2 separate regions of the Homo sapiens genome follow, and region 2 is linked to region 1. Evidence: read pairs that join two places in POLR2A ChIA-PET (ENCODE). Cell type or tissue: B cell. All regions are shown on one strand. Links, peaks and the distances in the headings refer to the core of each region. The heading gives the core; the rest is flanking DNA.

Region 1 (11,381 bases), core at 2,294-10,293:
AGACAAAATTGACAAATGGGATCTAATTAAACTAAAGCGCTTCTGCACAGCAAAAGAAACTATCATCAGAGTGAACACGCAACCTACAGAGTGGGAGAAAATTTTGGCAATTTATCCACCTGACAAAGGGCTAATATCCAGAATCTACAAAGAACTTAAACAAATTTACAAGAAAAAACAACCCCCCATCAAAAAAGTGGGCAAAGGATATGAACAGATACTTCTCAAAAGAAGACATTTATGCAGCCAACGGACACTTGAAAAAATGCTCATCATCACTGGTCATCAGAGAAATGCAAATCGAAACCACAGTGAGATACCATCTCACACCAGTTAGAATGGCAACCATTAAAAAGTCAGGAAACAACAGATGCTGGTGAGGATGTGGAGAAACAGGGATGCTTTTACACTGTTGGTGGGAGTGTAAATTAGTTCAATCATTGTGGAAGACAGTGTGGCGATTCCTCAAGGATCTAGAACTAGAAATACCATTTGACCCAGCAATCCCATTACTGGGTATATACCCAAAGTATTATAAATCATTCTACTATAAAGACACATGCACATGTATGTTTATTGTGGCACTATTCATAATAGCAAAGACTTGGAACCAACCCAAATGTCCATCAATAGTAGACTGGATAAAGAAAATGTGGCATATATACACCATGGAATACTATGCAGCCATAAAAAAGGATGAGTTCATGTCCTTTGCAGGGACATGGATGATGCTGGAAACCATCATTCTCAGCAAACTATCACGAGAACAGAAAACCAAACACTGCATGTTCTCACTCATAAGTGGGAGTTGAAAGATGAGAACACATGGACACAGGGTGGGGAATATGAATATCACACACTGGGGCCTGTTGCGGGGTGGGGGGCTGGGGGAGAGATAACATTAGGAGAAATACCCAATGTAGGTGACGGGTTGATGGGTACAGCAGACTACCATGGCATGCACATACCTAGTAACAAGACTGCACGTTCTGCACATGTACCCCAGAACTTAAAGTATAATAATAATAAAAAAATACTCTTAGTGGAAAAAAAATGAGCCAGTATAGCTTAGCTGTGACTTGAAAAAAAATGTTTACTCTTTGGAGTTTTAGAGCATTAATTGCATCACCTTATCCCCTCCTCCCATCCTCAAAATTTTGGACAAAAAAAATTAACAAGTAAACAAACAACAATGATAATTACCTTGAGCTATGTAAGGTGTAGTTTCCTCTTTTGGAGGTATACTTGTGGGTCGGGGTGTGGGGGCAGGAGGTCTATTTATAATGAAAGACCGACTCCCAGTTTTTTTCTTTATACTCAGATTGGCCAATATCATGTCATATTCACTGTCATCAATCTCAGCAAAAGTATATGGGTCTTCTTCCTCCTCCTGCTCTTTTTCCTCTTCTTTCTTCTCTTTTTCTCCTTTGGGTTCATCTCCTGTTTCTTGTCTAACACCAGGATGACCCCAGTTTTGACTTCTTTCCATTTGGCCTTCCACCATTGTCCCTGTTTATGAAATATTTACATGGTGTTTACTCTTCTGTTACATGCAACATTATTGGTGTCCATCTGTCACTTTTTTGAGCTTCCCAAGGTGGCTTAGTCAAGTGCCGTAGGAAACAGTATTAGAGAAGAGCTCGTGACTCCAGGAGAATAATTTATATGTCACCCCCTAAATGCAGAAAAAGTGAGCTGTGTAACTTACTAATAAATCATCCTGCACTTTGTAGTTTAAATTGTATTAAGACAAATACGTGTAGTAAAAAAATCCATGTGCTTAAGACATGGAATTTTTTAAAACATTTAAATACTTTCCATATTATTTTGTGTAGAGAGAGAGCAATATATATATATTATTTTTATATATTATTTCATATATAAATATTTAATGTATAAAATATAATTATATGTATTAAATATACCTTTATATATTATTTTATATATTATATATACTTTTACATATAAAGAATGATTTCATATCAGAAAATCAAGTTATAAATCTATGTCTGAAACTCCACAGCTTTGAAAACTTGTGTTTTTCAAGCATAATATTCTTAGATTTTTTTTTTCATTTGAAGTTGTTTCATGTTTCATATTGCTTGCACTGGATATTTCACCTAAAATTTAATTTCTCTGAAAATGACAGGGAGAAATAGCCAAAGGCACCATTAGTTGGTTTCATAGCAGTCGGTCTTTGACTATGACAAACTGACCTTCAGAAATGCAGCTTTTGTTTTCTACAAGCCAACATGGGCCTTATTCATAGATAAAGGACACTGGCCAATGGCTTCTGTGCCTAATCCCAATGCTTTGGGAGGCTGAGGTAAGAGGATAGCTGGAGGCCAGGAATTTGAGAGCAGCCTAGTGAGACCTAGTATCTACAAAAATAAAAGAATTAGCTAGGTGGCGAGTACTCCTAGCTACTCCAGAAATTGAGGAGAAAGGATTGCTTTAGCCCAAGAGTTTGAGGCTATAGTGAGCTATAGGCATGCCATTGCACTCCAGACTGGGCAACAGAGCAAGATCGTGCCTCAAAAATAAAAACAAACAAAAAAAAAACAAATAAAAAACAGATGAAAGACACTGAAAGTAGAGTTCATGACATAAAAGACAGCATGGATGATCAATGGTGTGAGAATGAATTCACATGAAAAGAATAAAATTATAGGTTTCAGAGTCTTTGATGATTTTTCCATACAGTAATATCTTGACATATTTTTATAAGAATATGTTAAAATATTTTTGTAGCAGTTATTAATAACAGATATAATATGCTTTGATTAACAAGTAAATTAAAAAGAATTTTAATGGCTCTCTACAAGGCCAATGAAGGCTTTTTCTTTCATTTTCATTCTTTTTTGAATTTGCCCTTCGAGAATCTGATACTCCTAAAATTAGTTTACTTATGAAGATTTTAGTGGAAAAACTTAAAAGGGGAAAGACAAGTAGCAGAGCAGAATAAAAGGATATTATAGAAAGATTCAGCAATTGCCTTGGGTAAGATTATGAGGCGAGATTAAGATAATCTCCCAACAGAGTCTTAACTCTTATAGTTTCATTTAGTTTAACTTAAGAAGTATTAATTACCGATGTGCCTAGCACTAACTTTCAATTCACCACGGCTTGCCTTTTATCCTATGAATAATATGGTTTTAAGATTTTGACTTTATGACTTCTGGTTCACTGACAGCAACACAGGTGAAAACAGATTAAGTGTGTGGGAACCACTTTTTCAGTGTTTCATTTTTAGCGGAATGTGTCAACCATCTTACGTTTATGAACCGATTTCCTGAGCTCTTAACTCTCTTTGTTTCCCCACCCACCTCCCTTCCCAACATTTCTAAAGTTGGGCTTGCACTAGAAATAATACATTTTACTTTTTATTTTCCAAAGTATCAGATAATACTTTTCAGTTAAGAGTGGGACCTAAGCTTTCTGAATTCAGGTGGTATATCAATAAAGAAAGATTAAAACAAATCACTTCCATAATTCCAACTTTTGAAGTAATTGGGTCAAGACTGTATAAAAAAGAGAAAAATCCTAATAGCCTAGGAGACCTGTTAATAGAAGCAACTGACACATTCTAATTATAGGGCTTCTTGGAACTGAGTCAAGGAGGGATCCGATAATTACTTTCCAGGATTCTTGGGTTAAAAAGAAACCATGGGTTCTTTATAAACTGTAAAGTGCTCTATAGTATTATATGTTATTAGTTTCTCCAATGAAGAAGTCCGTAAATCCACTGTGAGGAATTTGATGCCTACAGCACTGAGGAGAAGGCTTTTTTTTTTTTTTCCTTCAGTAACTTGATGGCAGATGGAAGCTACTCATAAAGAACAACTCCTGAAGGTATCACTAGCCAAAGTCAAAGACATACAAAGTCTCTGGCAAACAAATAAGTGATAGCTTACAGCCTTGCATTTAAAGGCCAATAAAACATTTTTAAGAAAAAATACCGGCATTTTATTATCCATTTCTAATATCAGTACTATCAAAAGATAAAAGTAACACTGAATATAAAATGTAAAAATAGGGTTTTTAAATTAAATAAGTGAGTTTTTATTTTATTTTGCTTTTTATATTTGCTAGTTTTCAGGAGACATGTTATCCAAGATTACATTTCTGATCTTAGACAACTCATGAAGACCCTTGATAGAGTCGTTTTAGACCTGCTAACCAACATACCATATATAGAAATTAACATTAGGAAAAATATGATTTAATATTAGCACTTTTAAGAGAAATAATCTGACACAAGACAATTTTACCTTCTTGACAATTAATTTTGTTATAACAAATTATTCAGATCTGAAAAAATGAGAAAAATATGCCAGAATTTTGTAGTCAGTGTACTACTAACTTATGATGTTTTCTCCCCTCATAGCTAAATATTAATATATCTACTTCATGGATAAATGTTGAGGGTCCACAAGACCTTCAAATATAGTAGGTAATAAATATCTGTTGAATGAATGAATGAATCAGAGGAATATCCACTAGGCTTCAGAGCTTTCAATTAAGCAGTACTTTCCATCTCTAAATACAGTGCATAAGCTTAATAAAGCTTATGTTGGTAAACTTGGGTCTTCATAGAGAGCCTTCAATGACACAAATGCTAAATTCCTTTTTTTTTTTTTTTTTTTGAGATGGAGTCTCACTCTTGTTGCCCAGGCTGGGGTGCAGCGGCATGATCTTGGCTCACTGCAACCTCCGCCTCCCGGGCTCAAGCGATTCTCCTGCCTCAGCCTCCCCAGTTGCTGGCATTACAGGTGCACGCCCAGCTAATTTTTGTATTTTTAGTAGAGATGGGGGTTTCACCATGTTGGTCAGACTGGTCTCGAACTCCTGACCTCAGGTGAATCGCCTGCCTCGGCCTCCCAAAGTGCTGGGATTACAGGCATGAGCCACTGTGCCCAGCCCAAATACTAAATTTCATTGCGTAAAAATTTACTTTTTGAAACAAGGTCATGTTTTTGTACTTTGTAGCCTTCTAGGACCCAACAACTAAATTATAGTGAAAATGGGGTTTGTAGCCTTCTAGGACCCAACAACTAAATTATAGTGAAAATGGGGTTTTGATAAGGAGTTTTTTTTTTTTAACTAAATTGTCTTCTTAAGAACATTTTATTTGGAAAATAAATATAAATTTGGAAAGTACATATGAAATAATGATCAAAAAGTAGATGATAATTTGTGACTGTAAGAGTGAGCCTGGAGCTGGGAGTTTGTCAGGCTGTTGAACACTCCAGGCAGATAAACCTAATGTGGAAGCTCCTCTTCATGCCCTCCGCAAGGACAGATTCCCCACACCCACTTTCCACACCCCAATTCCTTCGTCTGGGAACAAATGCCAGTGATAGCTATGTTGACTCTTCTTCCACTTGGGTAGTGTATAGAGTGTTTTTAAACTTTGGTGTCAGTGCAGTGTGCGACAAACCCTTTAACGCTTAATTCTCCCACAGCTACCAAGTGATTAAAGTACCCAAGTTCATCTGAAAATTGTCGATCATTAGCATTTCACTTTTTGTCTGAAGACTGAGAGTATGTTTTAAAAGCAATGTTGTATTTCCTTTTCCACAGAATGCCTGAGGTTCATTTTATGTGAAGAACTACAGACTCCTTCCAAGTTTTATTCTCTTAAAGCTTTGTAATAAGACAAGGAAGAAAGAAAGAGAGAAACAGAGAAAAAGTGGGAGAAGGAAGGAAGAAAGGGAAGGAGGGAGGGAGGGAGGAAGGAAGGAAGGAAGCAAGGAAATAAGAAACAAAAGAACAAGGTAGAGGTAGGTATCTCTTGCCTCATTTCCCAGGCCTTAGTTTTTAAAGAATAGGAAGAATGTTGCTATTGGTTTCAAAAGCTGATCTGCTCTGTATAGATTTGCCACTGCACTATTTGCTATGTAAGCCTGTCAAAGATTTGTCTTTGTTTTGTTTTGTTTTTTTCTAACCTTAAACTTACCTGGTAAGGTGAAGTGAGGTCTTTCCAGTTGGAAGGCATTAGCTACAGGTCGCGGCGGGGGGAGAGGAGGTCTGCTGCTCATGAGTGGCTCTTGTGAATTATTTTCTGGATCAGCACCAGGAATGAACACATACAAGTCATCATACTGGTCTTCAGAACTCTCACTGCCAACCTCTAGTGGGCTGTGTTTGGTCTCCATGCCTGATCCATTCTGTTTTCCTTCCCCTTCCATTTCATTTGCCTCAGCTCCATCTGCACTCTGCCCGTATGTCTTCCTGCTTTCATGATGAAATGCTGGGTTCTGTGTGGCTGTTTATGATGAAGATTGCATGATTTCATTTAAACACACCATCTGAAGGCATTTCATATTTTATAAAATTGTACAGAAATAGTAGTACTGCTAATAAAACTTTTATGACCTGATATAGTGAAAAGCTGTCAAATGTGTAACTTTTAGTGAACAGTCATTTATTTCTGGGTTTTTAAAATACTTACCAAATGAACAGTCAAAGCTCCATTATGTCTTGCTATCTGTGTATATGACACACTCATGCAGATAACGATATTCTGATTCTTTAGAGTTATTGTTTGAACAAATTCATATATTTGATAGCATCCTTGCATTTTTATTAGAAAACAATATAACTGACCCAATAAAATAATAAATGATGGAAAACGTAAAGAAAAAAGACACAAACCTTTACTTGCTTGTAAATAATAAATAGAAATGAATCTGACTCTTATTTAGTTATTTTAATATATATTGATCTTTACAGATAACTATAATAATTTTATAATTCCTTATAGTAAATCATTTACAGATACTGTATTAACTTTGGAGCTATTACTTGGGAAAAGTTAATTTTTTTTTGGTGAAAAAGGCATGTAAATCACCAACAGTAGGTAAATCTTTCTGAGGATCAGTTCTTTACCTATAAATGCATTCTACCCAGAAATTTAACCAAATGATCCAAATTCCCTCTACTCTGACAACCATACCATTATTTGTTTTTATATTATATACAGTAAATGCTCTTTAAACACTCAGGAAGAAAGCAGAAAAAAAGAAATTATAATGCAATGACTTTAAATCTTCAGAAAAAACTTTTATTAAATTTTCTTTATAAAAATATTCTCTAAATAAAGGATTCAAAAAATTTAAAACAGTCTTTTGGAATTTCTAAACAGACTTTGGAACCTCTGTAACAGACCTTTGAATATGTGAATTGTTTTCCTTGTCAAGGCAAGATATTGCTGTATTAAAATGTTGCTAAGCTAAAATATAGCTTAAAATCCCAAACAGCACAATGTAGAGAAGAAAGACTTCTTTAAAATGAAGAATTACACTGTAGAATGTAGAAAAATCATGCCCATGATGGTAGCCCATATTATTATATGGAATTTTCTTTTTTTGTTTTTCTATTCTTTCATGTGAGAAAGAAGAAAGATACAGTTTCCAGTACTAAAACTAAACCAAGATTCTTTAATTACCAGCATGGGCAGAGTGGATAGTTATTTGTTTTTGTACAATCTATCTGCACAGATCTCATTCATTTTTCTATCCTTAACACAAAACACTAAGCCTGAAATGAAGTAGTCTCTAGAAATGCTGATGGAGTAGATGATGGAATGGATGGAAAAAATTATTGCTCAGGCTAGCAAAGGAACTTTATTATTTCTGTATGGGCAAATCAGTCATCAACTCAGAATTACATTCACGCTATAGGAAATTATTCTTAGCCACACTTCTGCTTATATATTCAGTGTTTCTTAATACTGAATAAGCAACAGAATCTGAATGGTACTTGTCATCAAATATGCCCAAACTTGGGTTTCAGCCCCGGAAAGTCAGATTTAATGAGTTGGTGTGTTTTAGCATGCTTTGTTGTAATGGTAATACCAATGGAAATCCACTGAGCTAGGGTTCTGTGCTTCACCCTCTCACTCATGAAAGAGACTGGCTTGAGCCCAGTCACACACAGTTTCATATACAAGAGAGTTTGTAGTTTCAAACTGCAAAAGTGAAATTTTTCTTTATAAAGAATTGAAATAATGTTTTATTATTACAGTCAATTCTTCTGAAAATTAAACGTCATGATAAATATATGGTCATTTTCAATCATGGCCTTTATAATCACTTTTATTATAATTTAAATGATAAGATGTATAACTTTAAAGCTTGGTGCATTAATCCATTAATTTAATATTTAGCATTTTTTGTGTCCTGCAATAACTTGAAGAGTTTACTAATTTTGCCAAAGTATGCTAGTGAAGGCATTTACTTGTATTTAACTTTATTTGATTTGCAGGTCCCCATCATTTGAAAAACTTGTGGTCAATAATGTTTCATTGGGCATAGACTATGTTCTGTTACAGGTACTGGGGATACAATCAAAACAGTGAATAAAAAGCCCTAATCCCTTTGAGCATGTGATTTAGAAAGAGAATACAGGCAATAAACAACAACCAGATAAATAATATATCATATTAAATGTTGATAAGTGCAATGAAGAAAAGGAGCAGGTAAAGTGAAATGAAGAGTAGGGTGTCATAAAACGAAGAAAGAAGTGATGAAGCAACTATTGAGCATATAAGGAGAAAGTGTACAGAAGGAATAGAAAGTGCAAATGCCCTGAGGCAGGCACATTATTGGTTTGTGAATGAGTAAGATAATGGTGAGAGATGGGAACACAAAGATTAGGGCCTTGTAGGGGATGAGAAAGGTTATGAGTACAATGGGGAGATATTGGAGGATTTGGAGCAGAAGAGTGTTTAGTCCTTCATGAAAGGTGTTTAGTCCTTTCATGAAGTGTAGAATATCAGAGGCAACAAATGTGGAAGTTGCTATTGAAGGCGTCCTATACATTATTTAGCAGCAGTCCTTCTATCTCTACCCAATAAATACCAGTAGCAATCCTCCCTCCTGAGTCATAACAATAGAACAATTTCCGTTCATTGCCAAGCTTGCAATGTAGGAAGTGACAATGACCCTCCAGTTCTCCACTGTGTTATTGCAGTAAACAAGGGGAGAACTGATGATGGTGTGGACTAGGATAATGAAAGGGGAGAGAAATGGCTGAATGCTGGGAATGTTTTGAAGGCAGAGTCAACAGTATTGTAAGACTGATTGCATATGGGGTAGGAGAGAAAGTAAAAATGCCAAGGATGACTTTCAAGCATTTTTTAACTGACTTGAACAAAGGAGGGAAGGAGTTTTCACTTACTGAGATGGGGAAGTCAGCAGGTGGAGAGGTTTGGCAATGGCAGGAATCCGAACTTTCAAAAATGTTGGATGTGAGATTCCTACCAAACATGCTGGTGAAGCTGTTGAGCTGTATGCCAATAAAGCCTGGCATAATGGGTGGAGTTTACGTACACATATAAACGCGTATATATACACGTTTATATATACATGTATATATGTGTATATATATACATTTATATACACATATACGTTTATATACATGTAGGAACATCCTGAATTATTCTTCAGACATTAGAATGTAGAATCACAGATATTAGGGCCAGGGAGGACCTTAGAGAGTATTCTAGTTCAATATTCTCATTTCATAGCTGAGAAAACTAAGGTCTGCAAATAATGTGGTTATGAGTTTTTAAAAAACTTTAAAAATGTAGTTGTCAAATAGTCCACATAGTCATAACAGAGTTATTTGTGTATTCCCTCTGGGTAGGAAAAATCAGTATTTGATTTTTAAAACTTGAACTTATTAAAAGTATTTAAATTAGGAATATGATGTAGTAGTGTCTCTATTACAAATTAAAAGCCAATCAGTTAATTAAATACCGTGCCACATTCTCTTCAGTCTTGCTTTTTCAGTTACATCTTCCATAAGTCACATATATATGTGATATATATATGAATATGTCATATATATATATAACATGGAAAAACTTACAAGGAATATATGTGGAAAATGAGGCAATATCCTCTTCATAATCATTTTCTTGCTCATTATTTATGTCAATTTCTTGGATCTGAAAAAAATGTAATTTTTAATAATATGCATTAATCTTAATAAATATGCACTGGATGCCTGTGCAAATAAGAAATAGTTTTTGTTTTTATTTAAATATTATATTACAGATCTTGGATAATATATTTGTGCCATCTATAAATGCTCAATGGCACATAGTACTAAAAGTATAACGAGGGAAATAGTACATTTATAATAAACAATGAATTGCTTTAAAAATAAAACCTATTGAAATAGCTTTAAGATGCAAAGGAGGCAATAATCGTTAAGTTTAAGTGTAATAAAGAAGTTCTGAATAAAATTGAACACAACTATTTCTCTTGAAAACTATGAGCTTTTCTTCCTTTTGAACATTCTATATCTTTTACAGTTCAAAAGATATTCTTAATTACAATTACTGTAATACAGTGAAAGACAATGAAATTATAAAGTGGTTTATTCTCCATCTTTACAAAAAAGAAATAAATCCAGTAAGGGTACTTCTCTTTATTTGTCTTTCTGAAAACAGTTCCACTATATGTACTTCAAAGGCAGAATTAACTGAGAAATGACAGAAACCTCTTATCTCCAGAATTGCTAGTCTTTGTTTATAATCTCTAAAGAGACATGGAGTTTACAGTTGTGGTGCATACTGGTGCTCAGAGAGAAAGCTAATACTAGTGATGGTTCTATTTGTGCAAAAGCATCTAGGGAAAGGGATGGAGATTGACTGGATTTCACATAGGATGTGTTTTGTTACCAGGAACTCCAAGGGATTATTCAAATGACTTACGTTTCTGTTCTTAAAAAATTAATTGAAATAATTTAGGCCATTTGTTCTGCATTTGAAATGTCCCTTCAAAAATTAGAAGCATCCATATTAAAGCATTTTGAAATTTATAGTAGCTTTGATATGCAAAGGTATTTCACCTGCATTTTGACTTCATCAATTAAGTTTATCACCCACTTTGGCCAAAGAGAGCCCAATGGAACTCATTAATTTTTTTTTAAACACTAATGTCATCCAGAGAAGCAAAACAGTCCCTAATTTCCCATGGAATTTTGAAAATGAAATATTTTCAGTATTTTTTACTGAGCCTGATGCAATAACTCATTTTATATTTCAATTATATTTTCCCTTTGATGGACTCCACTAAATTCTAATATGAAAAATTGTGTAGTTTTAGTAGGAGGTTTGACATTTTGATTGATATTTGTATGCTTTGGTATTAAAATCATTGTTTAATATAGCTAATCTTTGTTTCCAATTAGCTTCACCTATATATTTCATAAGGTAGGTCAAAAATATATTTTGAAAACCCATAGTACTCCCAAAACCACTTCAAGGATTTTTTTTTACTAATTTATTAGTAGCAATGGTTTACAAAGATTTTGAGAATTATGCAAAAATTCCTATATATTATTCACAAGCTTGGGCATTATGAGCT
Region 2 (11,381 bases), core at 1,986-9,985, 75 kb after region 1:
TTTTAACCAAGGAAACAATCATTAAAGAGACAATTTTCCCCTGAGCAAGAAACCGAGTATCAAATTCCTGTTACATAACTATGCTGCATTATCTTTCAAGAGGTTGATGGTAGAATAATATACAGGACATCATTTGTCTTGTTTTATATGATGGAATAACAACTTAAGTGGCAAAATTCATGGCATCAAAGGAAAAAAAAAGACACTGGCTCTAACTATGTGGCAGTATTATAGATAGAAGGAAGGGCATCTAAACTGCACTAGGAAATGAAAATCAAGTTATGTCAGCAACACTGAGAGACAAGAAAGAGATCTAGTCTAAGACCTGATAAATTTCTTTTTTCTTATCTCAATCCAGAAATGAATCTTTTGAACAATCTATTTGAATGTGTAGTACACCAGTAAATACAATGCCAGTGCCAGAAAGATATATATTCCCATGTTAACCGTATCATCTCTTTTAGTAATGATTTTATTGCTGTTTCTGGCTGCTCGCTTGGTCTAATGTGCTCTCTCTTGCTGCTTCATTGCTCGCATGAGCAACAGCTAATCTATCATCCCCTTTCTACAGCACCTGTCACTGTAGCTTTTATGAGTTGTAAATGAGGACTGCACAGCTTATGCCCACAGAACTAACACATGAACATAATCTTTCATTAAGAAAGGTTTTTTTCTTTTCATTAATTAATTTAACTCATGCTTACCTATCACTGACCTTTATATTTCTAATGTTTGCCTCTACAAGCCATACCTTGCTCTCTGAGAAAAACGAACAAAAATTTGGAAAATGTTCCTAAGGTGCTCAAAACTGCTGTCTCATCTAGCAGTAAAAGATTCCTTTTTGGTGAACCACAAATTTTCTTCCCTTTGTAATTTCAATGTGTGTAGCATTACATAAAATACTTATGTTTCAGTAATTGCACATGGTTTTCAAAAATTCTACTTACAAAAATGATGGCATGTTGGCAAACTGTGGTAACAATCAACTTAGAACAATCCACAAAATTCCATGACTATAAGCTCCTGGGTATATATTTTTCCCTACTATTATCTTGGTACATTTTTTTTGTCAGCATGCCAGCCCTCCAAGTGCTTGTCATGTCTCTTCCCTCATCAATCCAATCACCTCACTGGCTGACTGCTTAACAAAAGAGAGTTCTGGTACCATGGGGTTTACTACCACCTTTTCTAGGCCTACTAATGTTTACCTGGCTTCGTTTAGATTTGATCTTCTTGCTAAATGTGAAGAGCAGGACTCCACAAATGAACACTAACTATTCCAGAATATAAAAATCACCTTGATTATTTCTACTAAGTGAGGTTTCCTGACCAACATGTTGTGAGTTGAACTGTCTCTTCCTAAAAGGTATGCTGGAGTCCTAATTCCTGGTACCTCTGAATGTAACCTTATTTGAAGATAGAGTCTTTGCAGATGTAATCAAATGAAGATGAGGTCATACCAGATGAGAATGTGCTGAGTTCATTGACTGATGTCCTTTTAAGAGAGCCTTGTGAAGACACGGACACAGAGATACACACAGGGAAAACATATTGTGAAGACCGAGGCAATGCAGCTGGAATTCAAGGAATGTCAAGAATTACTGGCAACCACCGGAAGCTAGGAGAGAGGCAAGGAATAGATTCTTCCTCGGGTCTCCAGAAAGAACAAACTCTGCAGACACACCTTGATTTCAGACTTCTAGCCTGCAGTACTATGAAAAAACAAATTTCTGTTGCTTTTAGCTACCCAGTTTGTGGTAATTTGCTACAACAGCCCTAGAAAACAAATACAGAAGGCAAGAGGTACAAGATAAATGGAGGTACAAGAAATATTACGCACAATATGCAATATATGTACTATCTTATCATTCACAAAACATATCAACTGACAATAAAATTTAGGCTCATGACTCAGTGGGGTTTTAGTTAAAATATCACTGAGACCATGAGATTTCCAGAAGGCAATTTCTGCACTTAATAGAAAAGTCACAACTTACAAATTCATATGAAAATTGAACTATCAGTGAAGTGAGCATCAAGTCAGGGAGGGAGGTAATCGTGCTAGCAGAAAGATACTTAGCATCATAATTTTTTGTGCACCCTACTTTGAAACACTTGATTTTTTTTTTTTTACTAAATAGATCCAGAAAACAAGCAATGATACAGTGTTGCAAGTCTGCTGCAAAATTTCCAAGTACTAGCATAATTTGTTCTACATATTTCTTCAAGACAGTCTGTTCTCTCCATGCAATTCTGCCATCTACTAATTTTGATATTTACTGATCAAGAACAGAGATGCCTCAGTTGTGGGAAAATTGCTTTTTGTTCACTGTTTCAACATTAAGTGTTCTGTAGAAGGCATTATCTAGAAATATGACAAAAGATGGAGAAAAAACAGTTGGGAACATTTCGTCCACTACTTACCTATTATTTATGCTATCTTTGCTGTCAGCTAAATAAACATCAAGTTTATGGATGAAAGAGCACGATCACCTCCAGGGTTCTTGCACATGGCAAAGTTTCAAGTAATACAATTTCTTTTTTCATTTCATTTCCATCATCTCAGCCTTGGTGTAAGAATTAACCTTGACTCGCCTCTACCCTTACCATTTCACCTGTTCACATAGGTGTAGGGTGTCCTCTATTGGTGCAGATGTCGGCAAAAGCCCTTGTCTAGTTCTTCTCACTGATCGTTAATCATTACTGCAAGGGTATTTGTTATTTTCCGTTGGTTATTACGACAGAAAAAAAGCTGGTAATGTCAAAATTACTGGTTTTGTTTCATTAATTATATCCTACTATCTCCTGGCATGAAAGGGACATGGCAATGCTGGAGTGTGGTAAGGGCGCAGACTCAAGTCTTGGATTTGAAAATCTACTTTGCCATTTCTTAACTGTGAAAAAGTTTATTAACAGCTCTCATGCCTCTTTTGCTAATATGCCCAGCATACGACTCCTGCCTCATGGATTTGCCGTAATCAAGGTCTGGCATTGATTTATTTGACAAATGCTTACTAAGTACCTATTATGAGCCAATGTTTTAGGTTAAATTTCTGTCTTCTTGGAGTCTACAATATAATGGATGTTTTACCAAATTATAATCATATGCCAAGCACTCAATAAATGTTATTTCTATTGTTATAACTATGATCATTGTAACAATTATTGAATTACTAAATATAAATGTCCTTTCGCTTAAGTTTTATTTTCCATTGACAGCAGAGAATCTATTGCATGCATGAGATGGTTCTTGTCTTTAGAAAACTTCACTCTTAAGATAAACACAGGTAGTCACAGTAATTAGAACATTTCTAGTACACAAAGGCTTACTTAGATTTGATTTACAATAAGTTCTCAATGTTGTCAAAAGGGTCTTGGAAATTGCTACTTTAAGCGAAAAAACATATAACCAAGCCATTTTTATTTTTTTCTCAACAATGTTACAACAAAACATTGAACAAAATGACATTATTCAAGGACCTGCTGTACATCATTTTGCTTAAAGTCACAGTTTCCAAATACCTATCAACAACATCAAGTGAAGACTTACTCTAATACTTCATTTATTTCTGCAATTTATTTATTTATTTATGCATTTATTTATTTATTAATAGGTAAAAGCCATGAGTACATGACCTAGCAACCAGATAGTTACTTAAAATCATCCATCAGGCACACATTTTATTATCAAAGAAAATATAGTAAAACAGCATGTGGCCATTTGCTTGCTATAACTGAGCTCAAGGATGATTAAACAAGTTTCAAATTTTTCTACTTATGAGCACACATTCTTTATTTTTTTTGTTTTATAAATCTAAATGGGTTCTGAGTACAAAAAATAAAAACTAAAAATCAAAATTATTTATATTGATAGTTATTTAATTTAAGCTACATGGCTGAAGGAAACTCCCCCAAAATATTTATAGGTTTAATTCTATTGCTTCATATGCAGTTTTGGGTTTATCAGAGCAAAAACAAATTTTTTAAAAAATGTAAAAACCAACATTTTTGTTTAATTTCTCATTGTAGTCCATAAACATCCGCATTATATATATGAGTAAATCTAAGGATTTGTTTTTCTTACAAAGAAACAGTCTAATCTAAGATCCTTTGAATTACAAAAATGTTTGAGATTTTGTTCAAGGTATTGTGGAATAACAATGCAGTTATAAAGTATTTCAGCTTTCAGTGTTAATTGTTAAAGCAACTGTTTTTAGTTATCTCTAACTTTTCCCTGTAAACTGGTGTTTGGGCTAAAGTTTTTGAAAATGGTCCTTGAATAGAAAAACAACATGATTATTGAATATAAAATTGTACATATTTTTATAAAAAGACATTTCCTCTGTTTTTTAAAAAAGCTCTAAGTTCTTAACAAAGCAGTAAGTTAGATTAGGTTTTTAAAAATAACCTTTTAATTTTAGACTAATTTAAGATTCACAGAAAATTTGTAAAGATAATGCAGAGAGTTCCTTATATTTCACACCCAGTTTCCCCCATTATTAGCATCTTACATAAATACAGTACCTTTGTAATGCTGAGCAAAGCAATAATGATACATTACTGTTAACTAACATCCATATTTTACTCAGATTTCCTTAGTTTTTACCTAATGGCCTTTTTCTGTTCCAAGGTTCCATCCAGGATACTACATTACATTTGGTTGTCATGTCTTTTTAAGATCTTCTTGTCTGCGACAGTTTCTTTGTCTTTGATGACTTTCACAGTGTTAAGGACTGCTGGTCAGGTATTGTCTGACCAGAGAGACTTAATGTTTTTCTCATGATTAGACTGAGGTTATGAGTTTTGGGGCGGAAGACCTCAATGGTGGAGCCACCATTTTTAACACATCACATCACATCAAATCAATGTTACATATTATCAACATGACTCATCATTCCTCATCTTATCTTTGATCACCTGGCTGAGGTAGTGTTTGTCAGGTTTTCCACTGTGAAGGTGGTCTCCACCACTCCCTTCAAACTTTACTCTTTGAAAGGAAGTCATTATGTACAGCTTACATTTAAGAGTGGAACTCACGTTTTTTAAACTTTATGTTTGTTATGAATTTTTCCCAATATGAAACTGTAATTAAGTAAATTTGGAAATATTTGGTTTTCAAAGAAAGAGCATTTGAAAATTCATGCAAAGACAATGGTCTCCTTCCTGAGTGAAGCACTCAGCTGGGAGTGATGTTCCAAATGGTGATAGGACTCACTGGATAATTTCCATTCTCAAGAATTTTATTCATTTAGATCTTAGTTCTCTTTAAATCTGTGGAATCTCAGGAATTTGCATAGAGCTTTTATATGCAAATAGTACCTCTTACTTTACTCTTCAAACGTTTACCCACAGTGTATATTGTAACAATCATCTTTCTTAAATTTAATAGTAATTGCCTGTCTTGTGTGGCTTATATATTTTAGAGCTACTACTGCAAGAAAGTAGAAACAGAATAATAATAGAAAACCTCTACCAGCAGATCCAGCCAGTCATATCCTTCAGCTAACTTTATCAATTAGGTCATATAGAGGCAAGGAGCTCAGCAATCTGAGAAGCACCAGAAATGATATTTCTTAGGGTCTCATTTGTGTAGGCACATGCGCGCGCACGCGCACACACACACACACACACACACACACACACACACACACACACCCCTTACTTCCTTAAACTAAATGTAGTTTATAGGCATCCTTGCCCATAGTTAAACCAATAAGATGCTCTTGAGACAATGTCATCTTAGATAGGTCAAGGCTTCTCCTATGGGTTATATTCTTACTCTTTTATTTTCTCTAGAATGTAACTTTGATAAGTGACATGTACTTATTGATAAAGAAATTTAGGCTCAATTTCAATTAACACTGAGTGCTTGTGTAATGAGAGGCACTCTGATGAACATTTTCCTGTACGTTTATCCTATATTTTTAAATCTAACATGTTGATCTTGTACATTTATTACTTTTTCATGTAGATAAGAAAATAGAGGCATAGTATGTTCTTTTCCCATACTAAGGGATAATTCTGTTCTCTGTTGTTCAAAACATTATTTCAGAGTTTAACATATATTTACATACACAATAAAATAATAGTTTTATTGAAAACTTACCACATGCCAGGAATTATACTAAGAGCTTTACGTAATATTTCATTAAGTGCGCCCAGCAATGTTAAGTAGTGGGTTCTAGTAGTATTCTCATTTTACATTTGAGGAAGTCAAGGCTTAGAGAGTATCTTAGATTGACTGCATTAGGGTTCTAATTAAGGCATCCCGATATCCCTGTCTTTTGTCTTGTAACTTTGTAGTCCCCTCTCATACTGATTCTGTCCTTGTGTATTGGTTTGGCCACAGTTCACTGGCAAAGCAGAGGTTTGAAAAAGAGTTTGCATATCTTTGCTTTCTTTTTTGCTTCTCTGTGTTCTTCAAGATAACATGTCCAGGTTAGGATGAGAATATGCTTGTTTAGCTTGCTGGGAAGATACAGGAGCTACATGTATATGAGAGATTGCATAGAGCAGAGCCACGTCATCCTAGGGTCATCTTGAAACCATCCTAAACAAGCCAGATCCCAGCTGACCTGTCAGCTGGCCACAGAAATAAGAGCAAGCCCAAGCCTCAGCGACAGGACCAGGACCAAGGTGAGACAAATGAGGCACTTGCAAAATTTAAGGGGTCACCCACAAACTCAGAAATAAGAATAAACAATATTTTAAGGTAGAAATTCATAAAAATAAAAATTAATGCAACAAGTCATCCATGATTAACAAAATATCAAAATTTTAAATAAAGGCAAGGCAAATATTACTATTTTTCCTCCTGTGTCAGATACCAATACAGGATGGCAAAGCTCTGTTCAGCAGGACCCAAGAACTCATAAAAATAACAAGTGATTTTTGCTTTAAGCTACTACATTTTGGGATGTTTCTTACACATTAGTAGCATACCCATAGGGATTAATTTAAAGGTCTCACAGTAATACTTGAGGGAAAAATATTTGGATCTAAGACTCTAGTCTACCTCTACTGTGACAAGGCAATATCCACAGCACCTCCCAGATTTTGAAATGCCATTTTAGATAGAAGAAAAAGGGTGGGGAGAAAATATAAAAAACAGAGTCATTCACAGAGACTGAGTTTCCTAAAATTATTGCTTTGATTTTTAGACTACAATAAATAACTCCCTTCTTTGCCCTTTAGGATGAAGCCATTGTAAAGAAGATAAAATCTAAATCAAATGTATTATTTGCAGATCTGAGTGTCAATTAGGAAATTTTGCAACCTGTTACATGATTATTTAACCTCCTGAGAAAGGAAGTTCTAATTCACAGGAAATTTGGCTGAGGATGGTGCACAGGCCAGGGAAATAACATCTGAGCATGACACCAATAGCATCACTGTACAAATTCAGGTAGCCTTGAGTGTCAGTCTGGTGGTAGCCACCCCCACAATTACTACAATTTAAAAATTATGTGATCTTCCTCTTTTGTAGGGCTAGTCTCATACTCTGCTCTTTTCCTTGCAAAATGTTCATAACAGGATTTCTTAAAAACCAAGTACACTTATTAAAGTAACAAATGACATACATTCATTGTTTTATTTAACATGTTAAATTGCAGTGTCAAAATTAACAATAGAATTACAATAGTTGTGATTATTTCCAGTACATAGCATATATTAAGGACATATTCATGTTTAAAAAGGGATGAATAATCCTGAGAAGAAAAGAACTGTTGCTTAGAAAATATAGTAGTTGTAAATTTACATCAGTCTCAGGAGATTTTCAAAGAAAATCCCTTACAGAAAGGGAGAAATGAATTTTTCAAAAATATTTTATATGATTGATTCATTTGTTGTAATGAAGGAGAATGATAAGTGAACATGACTAAACTTGAAATTCTTACAATTTCAGTTGGTAGGGGTAAAAGAAAATAATTTGGAGAACAAAGGTCAGTGGGATTATTCAGAAGACTGGATATTAACATAATTATATATATTTCTTTGGATATTCATAATTTAATCTTATGGATTATATTTTATTGGTTTATGGGCTGAATTAATGAATCATAAAGAATAAATTTGCAAACACTGAATCTAAAGTGCACATGGAAAGATAATGTAAAATAATACCATCTGGAGATCTAGTAAATTAGACTTCAAGCTTCTATGTTTCTACTTGAACCTATCAGACATCTTTAATAAATTCAATTAAATGATGTATTCTTCAGTTAAGTTATCTTGGGTGCCCATGAGAGTTTCTAGACTCATGGGCATCCCAGGTTTCATACACTGATCAATTCAATCCTTTACCAGATGAAGAGTGTCACTCCTGAATATGATGAAGAATATAATACATAATACATATACATATATATATATATATATATATATATATTTACAACTTCTTCAAACACAACCCTCTCTCACTTCCCCTGAAACCAGTCCTTAATTTTTATAGGGTTCTCTTTAGAGTACACCTACATTTGAGAAAATGTAAAACCCTAATGAATATTCAGAATTTACTGAGATCATAAATTTAGGACACATTTCTCCACAAATACTCAAGCACATTGCAGAAATGCTTAGTCCTCAGGTGAGTATGGTATCTCAAATCTGTCCTGTGAGTGTTGAGCCAGGTTTTCTTTCATTTATGACTTACTTCTCTTTGCCCAAAATGTAATTGGAGAAAAAAATGCCCAACTCATAGAATGTCTACCAAACTACTAAGTTCATCATAAAAGAAAATAAAGAAAATGCATTGCTTTACATTTCTAATTTTATATAGAATGAGTTTATTGTTAAATGGCTCTTCTCTCCTAAGTATTCATAAACCACATGACCTTCTAGAATTTCAGCGGGGATTGGTATTAAATTTGTTATTCCATAGGTTTAAGGCAGATCTTTCATCTGTTTTCGGGAAATAAAGGTATTTATCTAACTTGGCAGCTTTCAAATGTCCATTATTTCTTGAAGATCACCAGGAGTAGTCCCTATGTTTTAATGACCAGATATGTAATATGACTGAGGCTGCAAACTTGGACTCATTTAAAAGAGTGAGATAGTCTTTAATCCATCTCGGTTTTCAAATCCTTCATGTTCCTTTGACTTTTCTAGTTTGAATATGCTTCATTTCAGGAGGGATGGAAACAAAAGGCGTCTGCATTTTGCCGTCTGCTAATATTAGTGCATGACTACTTCATGCAGGATACCTGGCCATTCTTTATTATTCTAATTCTAAACATAGGTAAAGAACTTTCTCTGCTCGGCTTTAATATTTTCCCAAACATAGGATTAAGTAATATAACAACAGATCTTTCAAAGTATCTATTACGTGCCAACACAAGGTGGAACAAACGTAGACTCACATCATGACTTTTTGTTTATATTTGGCCATACTGGCTTGGTCACTATTCCTGTAATCTTCTCTGCATGTTCTTTTTAAATATTATCTCATCGCATAACATTATAAAACTTCATTTCTTTATAAAAGATCTGATGTCTTCTTATTGTGTGGAAAGTTAAAATTTTATTGGTTTGTGTTTATTATTGGATTATGTTTATCATTTGTTTGATTATTGTCAAGATCCAAAGTTAATAATCCAAAATTAAGTTTACTTATTCTTATTCGTTCAAACTTCTGAGAGATGAATTTTCTACAAGGTAAAGTAAGACTATATCCTGTGTTACTTTTAAAGGAGCAGGTTCCCAATGATATCTGGATAAACGTAGCCCCCTCTCACTAATATAAGTTGTATTTTTGCCAATTTTGTAATATTTACTAGAAAAGCATATTGCACATTCTTCTTCTGATTGGGGGGTATGTAGTATATGTCCTGATGTCATTGGTGTTTCTATCCTCTCTTATGCTCACTGAAATACATTTCAATAGGCTTCTACTCAGCTTTCGAATTTTCATCCATTCATTTAGCAAATATGTACTGAGAGTCTACTCTGTGCCAGACGTGGTTCTAAATACTCAGGATACAACCATGAACATAAAGGAGCAGGAGTTCTGTACTTGCAGAATTTCTCTGAGTTGAGTAGGAACATGTAGCCCACATGTTCAACTCACTCTGGTGCTGTTTCTTGTTTTCTTCTGTTGATTCATGGATTCTATTGATTCATGGTCTACTAAGTCATTTTTTACTTGAAATAGTTAATCTTTCCAGTATAAATACTATATTATTTAAGAAAAGATGTGAGCTTTATCTGTAAAATTGAGATAATAATACCTCATCACTATTTTTTGAACAGTAAATAAAATGGCATGTGCATGGTGAATAGCATATTTCCTGGAACATAGCAAGGATGCAAGAAAATGTTTGCCCCTCATGCTCCAAAGACAAATGAAAGTTTATAGTAATAACCTGAGCAATGATAAGGAAAAAAATAATTTAATCAGTAACAGATATGGCCTTCCTAGTATCAATTCAAGTTAAATCCATTTGTCATAATAAAAATTATGTTTAACCATGAATGAGGTTATCATAGTATTATACTTATTTAAAGTCTCCAAAGGGGGCATCTTTTGATTTAACTAAAATGCAAAAGGTAAATTGTACAAATATCAACAGCACCCAAACTCAATAGCTAGAGGAGAGGTATAATAAAGCACCCTTATAAGCACTTGGGTAAACTTTCCATCTACAAGTTTGCCCCACCCTTTAGAAAACTGAAGCATCTTTTTAGAAAGTATCTAGGACCTGACTATTGCTATTCATTTGAAATGCTTTTATTTTCCGCACACACTTGCTTCTGTTTGGTCATGCACAAGAGCATTCCCAGCATCAGGTCTTTGGAATGCAAACACTCACTCCACATGCAAACTTTAATCACTCTTGAGGTACATTGTGATCTCACTTTACCATAGGGTCACACAACTGCATTCAGCTCTTCAGCACATTGTCCAATATTTAAAAAGGCTGCTGTCCATTGGAATCACAGATCAACAAAACCTGCTGGCTCTAATTAATCACTTCTACAATCTCTGGGAAGTGTTCCTAATCTGTCCATAAGTGTGTATGTCCTTTGAAGGGCTCTGCTCTTGAAAGATTTTCCTGGTCACTCTTGTTCCCACTGATTTTTTTTTCCTTCTCTAGAGTTCTTGAATAACTATGAAAACAAAAGTGCTTTGAGAGAGAATAGGATGCTATGGAAAACCTAACAGGGGAACTAATGTAATCTGGGGTCAGAGAAAGTGATGTTTAAGCTGAGATATGGATGGTGGAAATTGACCAAGTGTAAAGGGTTAGCAAAAATTTTAGGAAACAGGGGTGAACATCCTAAGGCCCATACCTAAGAAAAGGGAGATCATGGAGATATTGGATGAGCCAAGGGAGGTCCAAATGGCTGAAGCTGAGGGAAGACTGGGAGAATGTTTTATTATT

Evidence for each region. Peaks named below come from ENCODE experiments on the same cell type or tissue, not always from the same donor. Only the 100,000 strongest peaks of a DNase experiment are listed, where the experiment ranks them.
Region 2: POLR2A ChIA-PET joins it to region 1 with 7 read pairs; 2 of 35 experiments call an interaction of 5 or more read pairs at or near these places.

The regions. Positions count from the first base shown.
Region 1 is chr4:102,020,088-102,031,468 of GRCh38, reverse strand. BANK1 (B cell scaffold protein with ankyrin repeats 1) reads right to left here. Exons shown (of 17, transcript NM_017935.5): 8 at 9,877-9,955; 9 at 5,960-6,268; 10 at 1,204-1,509. Among named protein-coding and RNA genes, the nearest start is that of BANK1, 240 kb to the right of the region's middle. In B cell, for the core only: no CTCF peak of the experiment used is centred there; no DNase peak of the experiment used is centred there; H3K27ac peaks cover 2,819 bases.
Region 2 is chr4:101,944,293-101,955,673 of GRCh38, reverse strand. The region is part of intron 7 of BANK1 (B cell scaffold protein with ankyrin repeats 1); the gene reads right to left. Among named protein-coding and RNA genes, the nearest start is that of BANK1, 160 kb to the right of the region's middle. RefSeq lists enhancers at 1,448-1,742, 1,320-1,870. In B cell, for the core only: no CTCF peak of the experiment used is centred there; no DNase peak of the experiment used is centred there; H3K27ac peaks cover 5,248 bases.